Linked DNA regions of Homo sapiens: region 2 is linked to region 1. Evidence: read pairs that join two places in POLR2A ChIA-PET (ENCODE). Cell type or tissue: B cell. All regions are shown on one strand.

Region 1 (2,500 bases):
AGGATGCAAATCTAGTGAACAGAATGGAATGGAGCAAAAGACAATTATTTTAATACCCTCTGGTTAGTTTATTCTTTTTGACCTTGAACATCACAAAGACAAAATACATGAAACATTTTTATTTAGGAGCTTTAATCTAAGTGAGAATGACTTTGGTTCCTTAGCAAGATTAAAAAGTAAAGTTGTGGCTGGGCGCGGTGGCTCACACCTGTAATCCCAGCACTTTGGGAGGCCGAGGCAGCCAGATCATCTGAGGTCAGGAGTTGGAGACCAGCCTGGCCACCATGGTGAAACCCCGTCTCTACTAAAAATACAAAAATTAGCTGGGCGTGGTGGCGGGCGCCTGTAATCCCAGCTACTTGGGAGGCTGAGGCATGAGAATTGCTTGAACCCGGAAGGCAGAGGTTGCAGTGAGCCAAGATGGCACCACTGCACTCCAGCCTGGGCGACAAGGGTGAGACTCTGCCTCAAAAAAAAAAAAAAAAAAAAGTACAGTTGTATTTCATGTGATGGTCTTAATACAGAGATTAACATTTCAAGGTGGAGCTTTTCATTTTTAGTAATTTTCTTTGATTTCTCTATGTCCATGTGCTGTCAATATTGATAGAAGCTGAAATTTGTGAACTTTTATGACTTCTTTTTTTTTTTTTTTTTTTTTTGAGACAGGGTCTCGCTCTGTTGCCCAGGCCTGGAGTGCAGTGGCATGATCATAGCTCACTGCAGTCTCAAACTCCTGTGCTCAAGCTCAAGCAATCATCCTACCTCAGCCTCCTGAGTAGCTCGCACTACAGACATGCCTCACCACACCCGGTTGCTTTTTGTAGAGATGGGGTCTCACTATGTTGCCTAGGCTGGTTTCAAACTCCTGGCCTCAAGTGATCCTCCTGCCTCAGCCTGTGCTAGGATTACAGGCATCAGCTTTGATGCCCACCATATTTATGCCTTTTTCCAAATTGTTATTTCTTTGTGCCTTTATTGTATCCTGTAAACATTTCTGACACAGCAACAGTATCACTGGATTATACTTACTTTTTAACATAGTTGTGGTTTTGCCAGGTAAACTAAAAACCCTTCCAGAATTTTGCTTTATTTTCTATGATACCTAACACATTGTGGGTGTTTAATAAATATTCATTGACTAGATGAATGTATACTTAGGTATCTCTTTTGTTTTTCAGATTTAGCATGTAGACTGCTGGGGCAATCAATGGATGAAAGTGGATTACCACAGCTGACCAGTTATGATTGTGAAGTTAATGCTCCTATACAAGGCAGCAGAAACCTACTGCAGGGTGAAGAATTACTCAGAGCTTTGGATCAAGTTAACTGAGCTTTTTCTTAATTTCATTCCTTTTTTTGGACACTGGTGGCTCATTACCTAAAGCAGTCTATTTATATTTTCTACATCTAATTTTAGAAGCCTGGCTACAATACTGCACAAACTTGGTTAGTTCAATTTTGATCCCCTTTCTACTTAATTTACATTAATGCTCTTTTTTAGTATGTTCTTTAATGCTGGATCACAGACAGCTCATTTTCTCAGTTTTTTGGTATTTAAACCATTGCATTGCAGTAGCATCATTTTAAAAAATGCACCTTTTTATTTATTTATTTTTGGCTAGGGAGTTTATCCCTTTTTCGAATTATTTTTAAGAAGATGCCAATATAATTTTTGTAAGAAGGCAGTAACCTTTCATCATGATCATAGGCAGTTGAAAAATTTTTACACCTTTTTTTTCACATTTTACATAAATAATAATGCTTTGCCAGCAGTACGTGGTAGCCACAATTGCACAATATATTTTCTTAAAAAATACCAGCAGTTACTCATGGAATATATTCTGCGTTTATAAAACTAGTTTTTAAGAAGAAATTTTTTTTGGCCTATGAAATTGTTAAACCTGGAACATGACATTGTTAATCATATAATAATGATTCTTAAATGCTGTATGGTTTATTATTTAAATGGGTAAAGCCATTTACATAATATAGAAAGATATGCATATATCTAGAAGGTATGTGGCATTTATTTGGATAAAATTCTCAATTCAGAGAAATCATCTGATGTTTCTATAGTCACTTTGCCAGCTCAAAAGAAAACAATACCCTATGTAGTTGTGGAAGTTTATGCTAATATTGTGTAACTGATATTAAACCTAAATGTTCTGCCTACCCTGTTGGTATAAAGATATTTTGAGCAGACTGTAAACAAGAAAAAAAAAATCATGCATTCTTAGCAAAATTGCCTAGTATGTTAATTTGCTCAAAATACAATGTTTGATTTTATGCACTTTGTCGCTATTAACATCCTTTTTTTCATGTAGATTTCAATAATTGAGTAATTTTAGAAGCATTATTTTAGGAATATATAGTTGTCACAGTAAATATCTTGTTTTTTCTATGTACATTGTACAAATTTTTCATTCCTTTTGCTCTTTGTGGTTGGATCTAACACTAACTGTATTGTTTTGTTACATCAAATAAACATCTTCTGTGGACC
Region 2 (2,500 bases), 150 kb before region 1:
TACTTTACACACACACACACATATACATGTACACACACACACTCACCATACACTACACACATACCACAACACACACGCATACACAACTCCTGAGAATCCCCACAACTCCTTTGGTGTAAAGCAAGAAATCATATAATTTGAAGATGAATGAGTCAGAGGGAAATAATTTTTTTTTTTTTTTTTTTTTTTGGAGACAGAGTCTCACTCTGTCACCCAGGCTGGAGTGTAGTGGTGTGATCTCGGCTCACTGCAACCTCCACCTCCCAGGTTCAAGTGATTCTCCTGCCTCAGCCTCCCGAGCAGCTGGGATTACAGGTACCCCTCCAGCATGCCCAGCTAGTTTTTGTATTTTTAGTAGAGACGGGGTTTCACCATGTTGGCCAGGCTGGTCTCAAACTCCTGACCTCAGGTGATCCACTCACCTCAGCCTCCCGAAGTGCTGAGATTACAGGCGTGAGCCACCGCGCCCAGCCAGAGGGAAATAATTTACAGTTAATCCATACTATCTCTTCACTGTTCACTCACTAGCACAGAGTTGGAAAGAGGATTTTCAACAGTTGGAACAATTTGCATAAAACTAAGCTGGCAATGCATTGAAGCACTTTGCTTTAAAAATTGTGCTGTTAAAAACAGTCAAATGTATATTGCTACTGTAGTATTTCAATGATAGCTTTTTTCAAGTTAATCAAATTTTCATTTTATGAGTACTATTTTTCATATTCTTTTTCATTTGCTGATTTGTAATAGCGTAAGACTGTACGTTTATGCTTATACCTTTATAAAGATACACATTTGCTTCATGTTTTGAAACAGGTTTTAATGTGTGCTATAAATGTGTGCTCTTAAAAAGTACTGTACATATCATTTTACTGAAGCTTTAAAGTTTATGAATTCTGAATATTTAAAACTATAATAACAGTATCAATCCAAGCATTTCAGTATTAAGTAAAGTAAATCCCCAAATCCTGGTACTATTTGGCCTTGAAAAGTACTATTTCCCACGCTCCCATGATGAAACCTGAAGTTGCTTTCTGTGCCCAGAACAGTGCTTCCTATCCTGAAAAGCTCTCAGGAAATGTCTGATGAAAGAATGCATGAAAAGAAAGAAAAAGAGGCAGAGAAGAAGGAGGGGGAAGAGAGAAGAAAAAGATAAAGGAAGAAAAGGAGGGAATGAGATTGGAGGTGGGTGGATAAAGGGAGTGAGATAGACAGAAAGTCAACTGTAGCCTGCTTCTGACTCAGACGTCTTTTCTCTGTGGAAAATGGAGGCCAAAGACCATGTCGGATCTTGTTCAAAATATGATTGCTGGAACCCACCTTGTGAAGTGGCAACTTCATGGGACAGTCACTGGAAAATTCAGCTTTCCATCTGCAGTAGAGGAAGCAAATCTTACCGAGACATTTGACAGACACAGATGTTTAGTCTTAAACATTATTCCTATGGTCACTTTGCTATGGTAACAAGAACTTTGTCATGGAAATATTTGCATCGCTCATTTGCAATTGTTTTCTTTTCATCTCTAAGGCTCATTCGTGAGTTTTGGAAGGAGAGTTATGGTTTTATTGTTTCTCCTAATGATAAAAATAATACATCCTCATTATTTTTGAATAATGAGAAAATAAAATAAGCATAAGCAGAAAGTAAAGTAATAATGCCTATTATTCAAAACATCCAGATATGATAGTTATTAACATTTGGTTTTCATAAAATATATGTAAATATGATCATACTGTATATTCCATTACATAATCTCTTGTTTCACTTAATATATTGAAGACATCTCTGTCCATCTTTTAAAATTATTTCATAGCTTTCTGTTCTCGTTTGACAAATCTTTAGGTTTGCCAATGTTTTGTTATGATAAATGATGTGCTAAAGAACATTCTTGTACAGGCATTTTTATGCATTTACCCTGCTATTTCCTTGGGATAAATTCTTAGATGTGAACATTTAAATGTGAGTATATACATTTTAAAATACTATTTAAATTTGCTAAATTGCCCTCCAGAAAGCGTGACTCAATTTACATTCCCTTTAAAGTGTGTGAAAGTACCTATTATCTCATGCCTTCATCAGCACTAGTTATTATCATTCTTTTAAACGTTTTTCAGTTTTATAAGTTAAAAGGCATTTTCATTTTTATTTTTATTGGCATTTTCTTTATACTAGTGAGGTGAAATAGCTTTCATGTTGGCCATTTGCATTTCTCCTTTTTTGTGTAACTCGTCTGACCATGTTTTAACTGTATTTTACCTTTTCATAGATTTCCAAGAGTTCTTCATAATTCAAAACTATTAACCTTTTGCCGTCATATATGTTGTGAATTCTTTTTCAGTTTTTCATAACTTATGGTATGTGGTTTAGATACATAGAAGTTTTAAGTGGCCAGTATTCAATGATTTCTTTAATGTTTCTTATTAAATAATGCTTAGAAAGGAATTCCTAATTCCAAAATGATGTAATTTTTTTACCTATACTTTTTGATTATCTTTTGTTTTC

The links. Peaks named below come from ENCODE experiments on the same cell type or tissue, not always from the same donor. Only the 100,000 strongest peaks of a DNase experiment are listed, where the experiment ranks them.
Region 2: POLR2A ChIA-PET joins it to region 1 with 11 read pairs; 5 of 35 experiments call an interaction of 5 or more read pairs at or near these places.

The regions. Positions count from the first base shown.
Region 1 is chr14:61,745,756-61,748,255 of GRCh38, forward strand. It overlaps HIF1A (hypoxia inducible factor 1 subunit alpha), which reads left to right. Exons shown (of 15, transcript NM_001530.4): 14 at 1-62; 15 at 1,179-2,500. The coding sequence ends at 1,330. The region is part of intron 1 of HIF1A-AS3 (HIF1A antisense RNA 3); the gene reads right to left. It overlaps HIF1A-AS2 (HIF1A antisense RNA 2), which reads right to left. Exons shown (of 1, transcript NR_045406.1): 1 at 1,284-2,500. Among named protein-coding and RNA genes, the nearest start is that of HIF1A-AS2, 2.1 kb to the right of the region's middle. In B cell, no CTCF peak of the experiment used is centred here; no DNase peak of the experiment used is centred here; H3K27ac peaks cover 583 bases.
Region 2 is chr14:61,595,769-61,598,268 of GRCh38, forward strand. The region is part of intron 1 of LINC03033 (long intergenic non-protein coding RNA 3033); the gene reads left to right. Among named protein-coding and RNA genes, the nearest start is that of LINC01303, 26 kb to the left of the region's middle. In B cell, no CTCF peak of the experiment used is centred here; no DNase peak of the experiment used is centred here.